2 separate regions of the Homo sapiens genome follow, and region 2 is linked to region 1. Evidence: chromatin loops called from intact Hi-C (ENCODE). Cell type or tissue: OCI-LY7. All regions are shown on one strand. Links, peaks and the distances in the headings refer to the core of each region. The heading gives the core; the rest is flanking DNA.

Region 1 (8,341 bases), core at 233-8,232:
ACCACCACACCCACTGTGCTCTCACTCTCATCTTCTTAAAGGATGGGGGGTAGGGAAACCCCAACCCACCCATTGCCTAGCCTTTCCACATCTTGGGCTTCAGGAAGAACTGGCACATTTGTGTTGGTTCAAATACCTGGCCAGGCTCTCGTTAGGATCCCCTTTTTACTTGGTCCTTACTGGGTGCTCTTGCACAGTGGTACCAACAGTTGTCCAACCCATGGGACCCTATAAGCCGCCAGGGCCTTGCCTGCATCCAGTACCTGATAGAGTCCAGTAGCTATGTTACTAAGGAGGGTCAGTAGGCAGACAGCAGTTGCTCCTCCACTTCCTTGACTTATAATGATAAACCTATTGTAAGTCAAAAATGCATTAATACACCTAACCTATCAAACATCATAGCTTAGCCTAGCCTACCTGAGTATGTTTCCATACTCAGAACTCTTGTTAGCCTACAGTTGGACAAAACCATCTATAATACAGTGTTAAACATCTCATGTCATGTACTGAACACAACACATTAGAGTACAGTATCGGTTGTTTACCCTCGTGATCAAGTGGCTGAGTGGGAGCTATGGTTCCAAGATCAGGATGCCAGCAGATCTGGTGTCTGATGAGGCTTACTTCCTAGTTTTTAGAGCAGCAACTTCTAACTGTGTCCTCACATGGTGGGAGGAGCAAATGAACTCCCTTGGACCTATTTTATAAGGGCACTAATCCCATTTGTGAGGGCCCTGCTCACATGACCTAATTACTTCCCTAAATGCCCCACCTCCTAATGTGTCAGCATAGGAGTTAGTATTTCAACATAGAAAGTTTAGGGGGACACAACATTCAGACCACAGCAGATGATTATTTAAAACATGGAAAAGTACTCATGAGAAAATAATAAGTATTGACTGAATACATAAAACATGCCACATACTGGGCTAAGTACTTTACATCCATGATCTTATTTAAATCTCTCATAAACCCCAAGATAAGGGAGTAGATTGTTCCTGTTTGATACAGGAGGAAACTGAGGCTTATAGCAGTTTGGAAAATAACTTAAAGTCACATACAGTGGCAGAAGCCAGATGAGGAACTTGGTCAGTCAGTTTCAAAACCTGTGCTTAACCACTGTGCTACTTTCACACAGCACACAGAAGGAATCTAATGGCATGCTATGATTACAGCCGTTTAATACGGAGACAAGACTCATAATAGTTCATAATAGTCACTGTGTCAGGGTGGTGCAATTTTGTTTCGTTTTCCTCTGTTTTCCAAAGCTATCCTTGAGGAAACTTTTTCCTAGTGCAAAGCTTTTCATTGGGATGGTATGTTTCTTTAAATGGAAGGAGACTAATTTTACCATTTAAAAAGTGGTATTTATTTTTAAAAACATAAAAGAAATTCCTTTTCAATAATAATGAGATGGGGCATCGCCGCGGAGCCTCGGTTGGCCTCGGATAGCCGGTCCCCCGCCTGTCCCCGCCGGCGGGCCGCCCCGCCGTGCGCCGGGACCGGGGTCCGGGGCGGAGTGCCCTTCCTCCTGGGAAACGGGGTGCGGCCGGAAAGGCGGCCGCCCCCTCGCCCGTCACGCAACGCACGTTCGTGGGGAACCTGGCGCTAAACCATTCGTAGACGACCTGCTTCTGGGTCGGGGTTTCCTACTTAGCAGAGCAGCTCGTTCGATGCGATCTATTGAAAGTCAGCCCTCGACACAAGGGTTTGTTAAAAAAAAAAGAAAAAAGAAAAAAGAAAAAAAGAAAGGGAAAAAAATAATAATAACAAAAGCAAATAAGTAATAATAATAATAATAATAATGAGATGGGAAATGTGGCCATGTGTTTTTCTTGTGCTTTTGCACATTCTCTCTAGGCTTTGTCTGTGGTCATGGAATAAGAAAAGCCTTTTGGTTGCCTTGTTTGGAATAGGTGCGGCTTTACTTCATTCTCCACCTGAGAGGGTAGTTTACTGCATGGGGCATTTTGTTTGCTGGGAAAAGAATCCATGTATGAATCATACCACTTAACATTTCCCTGCCAGCGCTGTGTGCATCTTTTGATGTGACATATTTTTGTTTGTTTGTTCTTTTCTATTTTCGTTGTTCTTCTTCTTAAAAATGACAACTAACTTTGTTTAAAAAAAATTGTGTTAAACAATCTCAAAGTTACAGACACTTTGTAAGAACAGTACAAAGAACATCCCTTGAACCAGTTGATAGTAAGTTGACTACCTTGGATAGTAAGTATCTCCCCTGGATACGTTAGTGTGTGTTTCCTAAAAACAGGACATTCTTTTACAACCATACTGTTTTTAAACTATGCAAGTTAACACTGTTGTATTACAGCAATTTAATCCTCAGACCGCATTCAAGTTTCATCAATTGTCCAGTGAATCCATCACAGTTAAAGAATCCACTTGAGAATCCTTTGTTGCATTTAGTTGTCAATGATTTTAGTCTTCTGTCTGCAGTGGTTAGTTTCTCTATCTTTCCTTGACTGTTCTGACTTGGGTGCTTTTGAAGATTACAGGCCAGTTATTTTGTAGAAGTCACTCAATTTGGCTTTGTCTGATATGGGACTCAATTCATTCAATTCATGCATCTTTGGCAGGAATTTCTCAAGTGACCCTTAATACTTTTTCTTTTTTGAGACGGAGTCTCGCTCTGTTGCCCAGGCTGGAGTGCAGTGGCGCGATCTCAGCTCAGTACAATCTCCACCTCCCAGGTTCACGCCATTCTCCTGCTTCAGCCTCCTGAGTAGCTGGGACTACAGGTGCCCGCCACCATGCCTGGCTAATTTTTAATATTTTTTAGTAGAGACAGGGTTTCACCGTGTTAGCCAGGAGGGACCCTTAATACTTTTTACTGGATCCTATCAGGGATGCACAAATTCAATTTTCCCATGACTGCTGATTGTTCACTTTGATCATTGGTTAAGGTGCTGTCTGCTTTTCTTCTCCATTAGGAAGTTACTATTTTTCCTGCTATCATTAATACATATTTTATGCAGGAGGTTCTATGTAAATATTCCATTCGTCCTCAAACCTTCCATTTATCCATATACTAACATTATTAGGACTCATAGTTTTCTACTTTATTTAAGGAGTTATAATCCATTACAACAGTGATTCATTTTGATGATGAAGCTGGTTTCTGTGTCCTTTTGATATATCTCTATCATTTCCTTGCTTTCTGACACAAGGTTCATACTCAAGTTTCCTACCTCAGTCCTGGAATCAGGACTTGAATCCTGGAATCCTTGAAATCTCTCCAAGAAGCCCTGGTTTCTTTTAGTGGAGAATGGTATCTAGAAGAGGAAATCTGGGCTGTGTTTATTGCTAAGAGAGATTCTCTTAGTAGACAGAGTTGGAGGATGTATGTAAGTATATAGCTGCATAAAAATATATGAAAGTATATACATACATACACACAAACACACATATACATTGTCATCTGTATTTTTTAATCTATCTATATTGAAAACTGTAAGTGCACCCCAATAGTTTTCTTTTTTCCACATCTGTGACTCTGAACTCCAACAGTTAAGAAATCTGGCTCCCATTATCCTTAAGTCTCCTTATTTGCTCAATCCCCCTGTAGGAAGCCAGTCTCCTATCAGAGCCACTGTCCCCCTTACCCCTCACACACCCTCCTTACCCTGTCCTTGCTCTGACCTGCCACCACCACCCCTCAGAAACTGCCCTTACCCTGCTTTGACTCGGTCCATGACATGCTGCTGACCCCGCATGGACATCATCCTCACCCCATCAGGGTTCTGGTTCCCTACCCAAGGGCTATGTGCCATGCAGTTCCCCTCCTTGGCCCCTTGGGCTGTGACTCCCTACACAAGGCACTCCCGGCTGTGGCGGTGTCATCCTTACCCAGCAGGGTCTCCAGGTCCCCATACCAGTTTGCGGGCATCTTCCTTGGACTCTACACCTATGCTAGGCTGTCTCTCCATGGGGCTTCCCTCCTCGTCGTGCTGGGGTTCCCACCCCCACTACAGGCACCCCTCTTAGCTGGAAGCCCTTCTTGTCTACTTAGGCTCTCTGATATACCAGGCTGTCCTCAATCATGAATACCCTCCTCACCCTGTTCAGGGGAGACACCTATGCTGGGCCATCACCCCTACTTCAGAGTAACCAACTTTCTCTGCCCTGCTGAATGACATTAGGACTGAATTCTTCCAGTAGAAAAGGGAAGAAGACAAGGAGAAAGAGGAAAAGAAACATGATGTTTCTTCTGAGCCCTAAATCATCACCACGACCAACCCTGAGTCAGCACTTAAGTTGACAGGAGAGTTGGCTTCTGATCAAGTATATTTTGGTGGCCACCTCTGGGCAAGGAGCTAAAGGCCTAAGTAATAAAGATCCTCAGGAGACAGGGCCTCCAGCTAGAAGTGAGGAAGCCCGGAGTCCAGTCCTGACCCTACCTTTTCCAGCAGTATTGTTGTTCTACCTCCAGTCCTTTGTATTACGGGGTGATAAGGAAATACACTAATCAACAAATAAGATGCCTGATAAGACTACCTTTCTCCAAATATATAACGTTGTTGTGAAAAGGAAGCAAGATTAGGTGTTTTGAAATGTCTTGAAAACTTTAAATATCTAGGCAAATGTGACATTTTTATAAGAAAAATATTTTGTCAGGAAATATTAATGTAATGGGAATTTTTATTAGGGCAATCCTATTATCTTTATGACTTAAAAAATTGATGTGAATAGGCTGGGTGCAGTGGCTCATGCCCGTAATCCCAGCACTTTGGGAGGCTAAGGCGGGTGGATCACTTGAGCTCAGGAGTTTGAGACCAGCCTGGCCAACATGATGAAACCCCAGTCTCTACTAAAAATACAAAAATTAGCCAGGCATGGTGGCAGGCACTTGTAATCTCAGCTACTGGGGAGGCTGAGGCAGGAGAATCGCTTGAACCCAGGAGGTAGAGGTTTCAGTGAGCTGAGATCGCGCCACTGCACTCCAGCCTGGGCAACAGAGTGAGACTTTGTCTGAAAAATAAATAAATAAAAAAATAGGCCGAGTGCGGTGGCTCACACCTGTAATCCCAACACTTTTGGAGGCCAAGGCAGGCGGATCACGAGGTCAGGAGATCCAGACCATCCTGGCTAACATGGTGAAACCCTGTCTCTACTAAAAATACAAAAAATTAGCCGGGCATGGTGGCGGGTGCCTGTAGTCCCAGCTACTCAGGAGGCTGAGACAGGAGAATGGCGTGAACCTGGGTGGCGGAGCTTGCAGTGAGCCGAGATCACGCTACTGCACTCCAGCCTGGGTGACAGAGTGAGACTCCATCTCAAAATAAATAAACAAATAAATAAAAATAAAATAATTTGATGTGAATAAAATATATCCCAATACATAGAGCTGAAAATGTGTGCTGGGGAAATAATATATGGGATGCCTGGGTGGAGGTAGGGGCAGTACACAGCCATAACATGCTAGATCCTGTGAGACCAGAACCCAGTAAGCTGATGGGGAGTGTGTTGAAGAGCTTCCAATTTAACTCAATTTGCCTGTTTAGCTGATTTCACTACTGTGAACTTTGAAACAGCAAGATTCCTCCTATGATCATATCCCCACCTCCAAATTTACTTCTCTTTATTTCATCTGTAGAAATAACCTCTGGGTTCTGATACACTTAGGAGCTTCTAGGGCTTCCCTTATCTTTACTGTCTACTGTCTAGATATGTATGGAATCTAGTTGAACTATCCCCTGTGTCAGTAAAAGAAGCTAACTAAATGGTATCTCTGGGTCTGAAGATTTCTTGATTCCTACGGCTTTCATTTACGCAAAAGGAAAGAACTTGATTTTTTTTCTGTATATTATGAATAAAATCTCATTTTTGGCGCTTTTATGAGATACTCTAATACATATTTAAATTGCTTTTCATTTATTCTTGGATTCTAGAATAATACGTTAGTAAGTACAAAACCAAACCAACAAAGAACCTCAAAACTACTAGCCCTACACTGATTACACATAAAGACTGGACTCTAACATTGCTCTGTGTTCTAAGGGGCCTGGGCTTCATTTTTAAGATTCAAGAAAAAAAGCACAAAAAGGAACCCAGCCCTTTCAAAAGAAGAAATGAGGATGAAGGTGGGGGAAGGCAGAGTTAAGCTAAATCTCCGTGCTAGAGAAAGAGCGTGTGTATTACAAGGAAGTGGTCTGTTCTAGCAGGCAGTTGGGCGATGAGGTTGAGGGAGGTGGAACAGTTGACTCATGGCTCCGTCTTGCATTTGGTTTGCTGCTAAGAGCCTTTAAAATTCTTAACTATTTCTGGGGGCTTTCTTAGCTCAGTAGTCACTGAGAGAAATGAGCTGAGCTAAGGAGTGCAAGGGGAAACAGGCTCCCTGAAGGGTGACCCAGAGGGTGTCGCTTTCTGGGCACTGGTTTTAACTGGATTGGATGACATTTGGGGATTAAGTCAGTCTCCTGGATATCTCATTATTCATCCATTTGTTCCTTTTGGAAATAGTTATTGCATACATAGGGTTTTCAGATGATTTAAACCAAAACACCAGACTCACAAAAAATTTATAGACAAAAATAATCATATTCCATTGATATGGAAAACTTATTGATGATCAGTTAAAGATGGTGGTTTCAACATCTATGTTTATCTCTGTTCTCTCCAAACATTCCAATAAAATGAAAATGGATGATTTTTTTTTTTTTTTTTTTTTTTTTTGAGACGGAGTCTCACTCTGTCGCCTAGGCTGGAGTGCAGTGGTGCAGTCTTGGCTCACTGCAAGCTCCGCCTCCCGGGTTCACGCCATTCTCCTGCGTCAGCCTCCCGAGTAGGTGGGACTACAGGCGCCCGCCACCACGCCCGGCTAATTTTTTGTATTTTTAGTAGAGACGGGGTTTCACTGTGTTAGCTGGGATGGTCTCGATCTCCTGACCTCGTGATCCGCCCGCCTCAGCCTCCCAAAGTGCTGGGGTTACAGGCGCAAGCCACCGTGCCTGGCCGATTTTTTTTTTTTTAAGGCACAAACCCATAAGGACAAAGAGACTTGGAGTGGAGGAAACACCAAGGAAAAATGGAAAGATGGAAAGCTGACGGATGAGTGTGAGCTGACCCAGCAGATTCGGTGAGGCCAACACCTAAGCTGGCAGTGAGGGAAAGTGAGTCATCCATCCTATTTGCACCACAGAACCACAAAAATGCTCAGAAATTGGGGCCACCAGGAATTTCTAAAATGAGGGTAAATGGGAAAACAGAGTCAGTCAAAAGTCTTTTTAAGAAGCAGTTAGGCCGGGCGCAGTGGCTCACGCCTGTAATCCCAGCACTTTGGGAAGCCGAGGCGGGCGGAACACGAGGTCAAGAGATGTGAAACCCCGTCTCTACTAAAAAAAAACTACAAAAAATTAGCTGGGCGTGGTGACGGGCGCCTGCTACTCAGGAGGCTGAGGCAGGAGAATGGTGTGAACCTGGGAGGTGGAGCTTGCAGTGAGCTGAGATCGCACCACTGCACTCCAGCCTGGGCGACAGAGCGAGACTCCGTCTCAAATAAATAAATAAAGAAGCAATTAGACTCCCAGCTTCCTTCTCAATGCCTTGCAGCAGAAGACCTGCCCCTCCCCTCACCTTTGCACTAGACTGGAAATTTAGTTTCTAGAGCTGTACTGCTCAATACGGCAGCCACTAAGTACATGTGGTTTCCGAACTCTTTAAGTCTGGTTATTCTAAATTGAAATGTGGGTTAAGTGTGAAATACATGCCAGATTCTGAAGGCTCGGTACAATTATAAAAGATTTTTAAAAACATTGATTATATGTTGTAGGCTGGGCTCAGTGGCTCACACCTGTAATCACAGCACTTTGGGAGGCTGAGGAGGATGGATCACTTGAGCCCAGAAGTTCAAGATCAGCCCGGGCAACATAGCAAAATCCCATCTCTACAAAAAATACAAAAATTAGCCAGGTATGGAGGCACATGTGTGTAGTCCCAGCAACTTGGGAAGCTGAGGCAGGAGAATCACCTGAGCCTGGGAAGGTCAAGATTGCGGTAAGCCATGGTAACATCACTGCACTCCAACCTGGGCAACAGGGCAAGACTCTTATCTCAATAAATAAGTAAATAATGGAAACATTGATTATATGTTGAAACAATAATATTTTTGATCAATGGGATTAAATAAAACACATTAAAATTAATTTCTCCTGTATATTTTTATTATTTTTTCATGTGACTGATAGAAAATCTAAAATGACTTCCGTGGCTCCCATGAGATTTCTGTTGGACAGCGCTGCTCCGGAGAGTATGAACCAATGGTGACTAGGGGACAAGGGGACAGCAGAGGAGTTTCCACACTGAGAATAGGTTGGTCAAGCAA
Region 2 (8,341 bases), core at 61-8,060, 51 kb after region 1:
CATCACTGGGAACTTGTTAGAAATGCAGACTTTTTTTTTTCTTGAGACAGGGTCTCACTCCGTTGCCCAGGCTGGAGTGTAGTGGTAAGATCAATTAGCTCACTGCAACCTTGAACTCCAGGGCTCAATGGATCCTCCCACCTCAGCCTCCCATGTAGCTGGGACTGCAGGCACATACCACCATACTTGGCTAATTAAAAAAATTTTTTTTTGTAGAGATGGAGTCCTGCTATGTTGCCCAGGCTGGTCTCTAACTCCTGGCCTCAAGCAATCCTCCCCACTCAGCCTCCCAAAGTCCTGGGATTACAGGGCTGAGCAACCTCACCTGGCCAGAAATGCAGATTTTTAGGCTCCACTCTAGAGCTGCTGAATCAGAAACTTTGGGGGTGAGACATGGGATTTCGTGTTTTACCATGTGCTCCAGGTCATTGCAATGCACAATAAAGTTTGAGAACCCACTGCTCAACAGCAATGAACTGAATGTTATGCAAATTCATTAATTTATGCAGCATAAATTTACTGAGCATCTACTATGTACCAGGCACGAGCATAGTGCTTCCTTTAGGAGGGAGATCAAAATGTCTCAGGACCCTCTGAGCCATTTAGACACATTGGGAGAGGGTAGGTAGGGGTAAGGAAGAGAACAAAATAGTGGATGTGAGAGAAAAAAGAGAAAGCTACAAAACTACCCAAAAACAATAATCATTTTACTGTGGCAGCTAAGCAGAAAGAGTATAAATATAGAGGAAAAAAATCTATTAAAAGAAGCAAGATTTCATGGTAATAATGAAAGAAACATGACAATATGACTTTATGACAGGTTTGTCTGAAAAATTATTGATGTTCTTTCCCCCATCTTTTGTCTTCAAAATAGCGCTTTAATTTCATAAATATGTTATCATCCTGAAAAAATAAATCTGAAAGAAAACTGAAAAAATCTGAAAGAGAACTCTCACTGAGCGTTCTCTCTCTCTAGGAAATCTCATGATACAAAGCAATTTGAGTGCAGGTAAATGCTAAAGGGATGTTACACCAACACTCAGTTCCTTGATTACTAGTATTTTCCTTACTTCCACAACTTCTTGTTTGTGACAGTTGGGATCAAGACTAAGAAGATTTTTTAGAATAAAAAATTACACAGTTTTGAGTTTCATTATCTAATTGGGTGTCAGTTATCTTGAAAGAAAATGAGAAGACTGGAATATTGTAACAGTAAACTCCACTAATGCTAAACTTTCTAAAGCAAAAACCTATCCTTTAATTTTTAACACAAAAGATTGGCACACTACAAGCAAATAATCCTATAGGTTATTATAATAAAAATGTACCATAGGGGAAAAATGTCTAAATGGATTGTTTTAATGAGGAATTGGCATTTACAACTATGCAGAAAATGTCTATTAGTTAGATTTTATTTATTCAGAATTTATAGCTGTTAGGACATTGTCCAGGCCTTCTGCTTTTGCAATGTCTATTAAAATGGGAGCTGGTTTTAAAAATTAACAGCATAAGCAACATTTAAAATAGGGAAGAAACTTAATGTGCTTAATTCAGCAAACTTTTCAAATAGTACTTGGTTATATCTAACATGTATTATCAGAAAATTTCTTTGTAACTTGGAAACGAGAAAAGAGAATGACTGGATTTTTTTTTTTTTTTGAGATGGAGTCTCGCTCTGTCCCCAGGCTGGAGTGCAGTGGCATGATCTCGGCTCACTGCAATCTCCGCCTCCCAGGTTCAAACGATTCTCCTTCCTCAGCCTCCCGAGTAGCTCGGACTATAGGCGTGCACCACCATGCCCAGCTAATTTTTGTATTTTTAGTAGAGACGGGGTTTCACCATGTTGGCCAGGATGGTCTCGATCTCCTGACCTCGTGATCCACCCATCTCGGCCTCCCAAAGTGCTGGGATTACAGGGGTCTGACTTTCTATTGGTTGGGCTATTTTACAGCTCAATAGGGGCAGAGGTTAACTTGTAGTTTCTGTCCAGCAGAGATGCAAATAATTTCTGTCCAGTGGAAAAGACAACCTCAATATTACAGTTTATTGCCCTGTTGTTTATTAACCAGTTTTGTATCTAACCCAACAATCTTATCCAAATATTCTTCTATAAATTGCCTATAGATATCTAGCTGCTCAAATGTTCTTTGAACTGGCTTTAACACCTTAGTGGTTCCTGCATTAAATAATTAGTTGAATAAAATCATTGGCATGTGTTCATTTTATATTTGCATGAGAGTTGTAATTTTGCCTTTTTGAGATTCATACTTTAGCAATAGTGGGCAATGACTTTTGTTTTTCTATTCATCAAAATAGCTCAAAGGCTGTTAGTTAAGCAATATTTCCAAAGTCATTAAGTAAGTTGTTGTTTTAATTCATAGAAGGCCGTGAAATTGATTCTACAAAAATCTTCCAAATCTCGATGTGTTATTATTCCTCCCCACTGGTATGAATTAGTGAGGTTCTGTTGCCTCAATACCTAATGATCATCTCGATGTCACACTATATGTGGCAGTGCCTGTGATGTGCTCTTTTGTTGTGGTGCCTAGAATTGCGTGTACATTAAAAAACAACAACAACAGTGACAAATACATTCCTCAGTATAAGCAAGATCATGGGGAAAAATAGATTGTAGTAAGAATAATAGAGATTACATCTATCATAGGAGAAAGAGAATTTCTAAAGTGCATTATTATCAGGAAGCAGGAATAAAACACCAGGCATGCAGATTTTCCCAATTCAGTTCTGAAATGCAAGCCAACATCATGCCAGCCGCTAAACGAAAACCAAGTCTTACTTAGCTGCCTCTGATGCTTCCCTCAGTTCTTCATCCAGTCTGCAGGAGCAAAAATTATTGGTGTGGAAAAGAAACAAAAGAGAAGCAAGCACAGCATGAGACAGTCACTCAGCAAAGCAGGGCCAAATGAAAGTGGTGCATATGTGCTTTTCGAAACTGTCTTCTGGAGCCCTGAGACGTACTCCTTCCATTAAATATGTTGTCATTGCCTCCCATTCAGTGTTTATGTACATTTACTTTGCAAATTCCTTCATAAAATGTAGACATAAGTTGCAAAGGGATCAGAAACATGCTGGCTGAATAAAGCTGAAAACATCCACGTCAGTCTGGTGGGTACAGTTCAAGTTAGCTTGCAGCCTGGGCCAAGTCAGGGATGTATCTGGTTTAGTAGGTTTCAGTTGCAAATTAGGTTGACCTCAACAGCTTTACACACAGGACAAAGACTGAAAATGGCATACAAAAGACTGATACAGTGACCTCTTGCTCTGGTAGCTTGTTGAGGTCACCCACAAGTAAAACACTGGTGTACACACACAGGGTCCAGCATGAATAGGAGATCAGGAGATTTTACCTCACACTTCTCTTATAAGATCTCTCTTCATCGTACCTTACAAGATAAAAAACGAGTGCCATAAGGAAAATGAGCAAACAGATGGGAAAAATGACAAGTAAATGATTTAAATGACAGTCAAATCATGAGAGAAAATGCCTATCCAGATACAGTCATGCACCATGTAACATCATTTGGGTCAGTGATGGACCACATATATGGTAGTGGTCCCCTAAATTAGAATACCATAATTTGACAGTATCTTTTCTACGTGTACATACACAAATACTTACCATGGTGTTATAGCTGCCTGCAGTATTCAGTACAGTAACATGCTGTACAGGTGTGTAGCCTAGGAGCAACAGGTTATAGCAGATAGCCTAGGTGGTGTAGTGGTCTCTACCATCGGGGTGGTTTGTATAAGTTCACTATGATGTCTACACAATGATGAAAACATCTAAAGACGCACTTCTCAGAACATGTCTCTGTCATTAGGTGATGTATGATGGTAATAATAAAATTGACATTTGGGGGAAATCTTATTTTCATTAGAAAACAATCAATGTTTATAATTTATAAATATATGCAGTCAAACCTCATTATTTGCAGATTCTATATTTGTAAATTTGCCTCTTCACTAGCATGTATTTATAAACACAAAATCAATACAAAGTACTTTTTGGGTCACTTGTGGACATGTGCAGAGTGGAGAAAAATTTGAGTTGCCCAACATTCATGTTGCCACCTGGCAATGTGTGAGGCTCTGTCTTCTTGTTTCATACTGTAAACAAGTGTCCTTTTCACAACCTTTTTAGTGCCTTTTTTTCCGCTCATTTTTGTATTTTTCCTTGGTGATTTTGCTGTTCAAATTGGCTTCCAAGCATAGGGCTGAAATACTGTATTGGGAATACTAGTATTCCCAAGTGCAGGAAAGCTGTGATGTGCCTTATGAAGAAAATATGTGTATTAGATAAGCTTTGTTTATGCACAAGTTACAATACTGTTGGCCATGAGTTCAATGTTCATAAATCAACAATGTATACTAAGTAAGGTTCATTTAAACAGAAACACACATAAAAAAAGGTTATATATTGATTGATTGATGAAAACATTGTGACCAGATGCTTGCAGGAACTGAACATCCTGTATTTTCCCTTGGAACACTATTTCAGTATTCACTAATTAAGTGTTTGCAGTGACTTTATAGAACATAACTGCCACAAATAATGAGAATCAACTGTAACCAATGATTATAAATTTGGTTCTAGGTTGGGCAAGTTTTTCTTTCATTTAAGCCCTTTGATGACAGGCTCCATCTCAGCTGAGGACTGGTTGTGGGAGTGGCTGAGATTAGATCCTTTGAATGTTATTCAGTGATAAAAAGGAGCCATGGCTCGTATCCATTTGAAATTTGCAAAACATGAAATTGAGGTGATGAAGGTCAGTAACAGAAATGGCAGAAAGGACATCCCAAGGAGATGAATTACAGAAAACAGAACACATGGACATGTGGGCAGCACATGAATGGTGGTAAATTTCTTTCTCCAGAAAAAAATTTTTCCAACTAGAACCCTTCCTCCTGAAGTAACTTTTCCCAAATGGAGCCCTTGAAAACTGATGTGTGCAGTTGAATGAAAAATGTCCTAGGTATACTTAACTTCTCATTTGAACTTTCCCATATGATGGAGAGTCTCTAAAAGCAACAGGTGTAACAATAAATAAGATTCTGGATTGCGAACTCTGTGCTGGGAGGCTTTGCAAGTGCTTTGTGTACCCTGTTTGCATTCAACCCTCAGAACCATTCCAGGAAGTGCAACTTACTTCCTTACTTTACAGATGCTGAAGCTGAGACTCAGAATATTTTAATTAATTAATCATTTTAATAGATGACTTGAAGTCTCAGAGACATTGAGAGGTAGGAGAGAAGGTTCAAATCTAAGTCTCTAAAGCCCATTCACTTTTCATTCTATTGCCTCTGTCACACCATGGAAGTGTTACCGTGTTTACTTGGAAAGTGGTCAATGCTCAATTCCACTAGAAGAGAGAATGTCCTTGTCATCTTATAGAATGTGAGTGTTTCCATACTTCTTCATCTTTTTTTTTTCTTCTTCTTTTTTGAGACAGCGTCTCACTCTGTCAACCAGGCTTGAGTGCAGTGGTGCGATCTCGGCTCACTGCAATTTCCGCCTCCCAGGCTCAAGCAATCCTACCACTTTAATCTCTTGAGTAGCTAGGACTACAGGTGCATGCTACCACACCCGGCTAATTTTTGTGTTTTTTTCATAGAGATGGGGTGGCGGGGGGCTCACCATGTTGCCCAGGCTGGTCTTGAACTCCTGGACTCAAGCTATCCACCCTCCTCAGACTCCCAAAGTGCTAAGATTACAGGTGTGAGGCATCCCTCTCTGCCTCCATACTTTTTAAATTTAAAGAGTAGAAGTGGGATTTGAAGACGGAGTACACCTTTTTGAGGCAGCAGCCCAGAGCTATGAGGTATGCTGGTTGTGGAAACGCTGTGAAGCTAATGAGGGTTGAAGCCGTCATTAGGATCTAATGAACACTCCGTTTGATTCAGCTGAGCCCAGCTGACCACCGGAAGCCCAGTCAGTATCCTGTGTTCACGCCCGATATTGCTTATGTAGGAGAACCAAATGAATCTACTTCTGAGGTTTGAATTTTGAAGGATTCTCTGAGAGAGGTAAAGGAATCTACTAGAAAAGGACATGGGAATTTTAGTGCCAGGCTGACCTGAATTTGAATTTCCGTTCCATCTCTTCCTGGTTCCTACTTATACTGTGCATAAGTAACTTCCTACTAAGTTACGTCCCCTGCATCTGTAAAACAGGGGTTTACTATAAGAGTTAAATAAATGATATAAATAGAGCACTGCTATGCTTGGCATATCATAGACACACATTACATGAGAATTCTTTCCTTCCAGTTTCTAGGCTGGGCCTTTTTAATTAATTAATTAATTTTTTAAAGTGAGAGGACTCTTTTTTGGAATCCCAAACGAGAGGTACATTTTGCTATCCATTTTATGGAGGAAGATGAATGATACTTGCCTGTTTTCTTTGAGCTAATGGTTAAGTCCCTCTCCATTCAAATGAAATGAAAAAAGCTAGTGATTCAGATACAGTGAACAACAACAAAAAAAAAGACACACAGAAAACAATCGTTCTTTGCAACAATGTACCAGATACAACTGTTCATTCTCCGATATCCCTGTTTTAAAATCCCAGCTCCAAGTATTTATTTTGTTAAATTTTATCCTAGTTTTTGTAGCATCATCCTGAGACCTTCAGTACCCATGCAGGATGCTGACGCTGATACTGCGTTACCCTCTATTGAGCAAGGAAACCATTCCTCACCACCTCACCCACCACTGGGCAAATGCCCTCTACTTAATCATGACAAACAAAAAAGGTTTAGAAGAAACAGAGAAAGAGTTATTTCTTTCTATTTTCCTAGCATCATGCAGATAAATTACTTTGTATAAGACAATAAAGAAATCCAAGCTATGCTAAGACCGTCTTGTGTCTGTGCAGAGTGGGGGACACAAGAAACTGATACACTGTTAACCAGTAGAGACAGTATACCAATTAACCAATGTAACTGTTACTTTTTCCAAAGTGGTAGTAAAGTTCAAGCTAAAAATGAACAATAATCAAATAACCCCAGGAAAAGATTAGGTGAAAGAGGATCTAAAAGAACACAACAATTATCTATAGGTTATAGGAAAAAATTGTATTTATTGGAGGATATTTAATATTGTTTTAAAAATAAGATAGTGCCATTTCCCCTGTTCCAGAACTGACCTCTTTTCCAACCCACTTCTCCAAACACACACTTTTTTTTTTTTTTGATACAGGGTCTCACTGCCACCAGGCTGGAGTACAGTGGCACGATCACAGCTCACTGCAGCCTTGACTTCCCAGGATCAGGTGATCCTCCCATCTCAGCCCCCTGAATAGCTGGACTACAGGCAAATGCCATCACGCCTGGCTAATTTTTATATATTTAGTAGGAATGGGGTTTTGCTATGTTGTCCAGGCTGATTGCAAACTCCTGGGCTCAACTGATTCTTCCACTCAGCCTCCCAAAGTGCTAGGATTACAGGCGTGAGCCACCACACCCAGCCTCAAACTAGTACTATTTCTTAACACATCTCTGAAACTGTCAGGACTTACTTGATGATGCTCTCTGGAATGTGGATGCAATCCATTGGGATCAGCCCACTGAGTTCTGATAAGCTATTGACATATTTAATTTTACTGCTGAATTTTGAACTAAAAAAAAAAAAAAGAAAAAAATATGTATCATTAGTCACTACCTTATCCATTCTAAGGCTATTGCCTTTTCTTGAAAATCCTGATACTTAACACCTTGCCACAGCACTCTTACTAAGAGGCTAACATTATTTGACGAGTTACAATGTGCCAGACACTGTTTTGTTGTTGTTGGTGGTGATGTTTTATTCTGTTTTTAAAATTTATTTTTTAAATTGCCATGTAAAAAAGTATAACATGATGTTCTGAAATATGTATACGTTGTGGAATGGCTGAACTGAGCTAATTTACGTATGTATTACTTCACATGCTTTTTTTTTTTTTGATACTTAAAATCTACTCTCTTAGCAATTTTCTAGGATGCAATACATTGTTATTAGCTCTGGTCACCATGTTGTTCAATAGGGCTCTGGAACTTATGCCTCTTAACCGAAATTTTGTGGTTTTTGACCAACATTTCCTCACTCCCAACCCCCAGCTTCTGGTAACCACCATTCCACTCTCTACTTCTATAAGCTCAACTTTTTTAGATGCCACATATAAGTGAGATCATGCAGTATTTGGCCAAATGCTGTCTTAAGTGGTTTACACATATGAATGCAGGTATTTCTTATTACAGCCTAGTGAGGTAGACACTATTATTATCCTATTTTCAAAGATAAGGAAACAGATACAGAGCAGTTAAGTGTTTACCCAAGGTCTCAC

Evidence for each region. A loop is a pair of places that touch in the nucleus more often than their neighbours do. Peaks named below come from ENCODE experiments on the same cell type or tissue, not always from the same donor. Only the 100,000 strongest peaks of a DNase experiment are listed, where the experiment ranks them.
Region 2: a loop joins it to region 1, with 2.7 times the contacts of the local background. A loop is called at or near these places in 5 of 110 quality-filtered maps.

What each region holds. Positions count from the first base shown.
Region 1 is chr9:76,570,321-76,578,661 of GRCh38, forward strand. No RefSeq gene overlaps it. Among named protein-coding and RNA genes, the nearest start is that of GCNT1, 120 kb to the left of the region's middle. RefSeq lists a silencer at 978-1,057. In OCI-LY7, for the core only: a CTCF peak has its summit at 3,890; DNase peaks (open chromatin) are centred at 1,121, 6,191 and 7,391; H3K4me3 peaks cover 2,612 bases; H3K27ac peaks cover 3,874 bases.
Region 2 is chr9:76,621,655-76,629,995 of GRCh38, forward strand. PRUNE2 (prune homolog 2 with BCH domain) reads right to left here. Exons shown (of 19, transcript NM_015225.3): 16 at 7,538-7,636; 17 at 2,798-2,836. The region is part of intron 5 of LOC105376095 (a long non-coding RNA gene); the gene reads left to right. Among named protein-coding and RNA genes, the nearest start is that of PCA3, 140 kb to the right of the region's middle. In OCI-LY7, for the core only: no CTCF peak of the experiment used is centred there; a DNase peak (open chromatin) is centred at 3,187; H3K4me3 peaks cover 421 bases.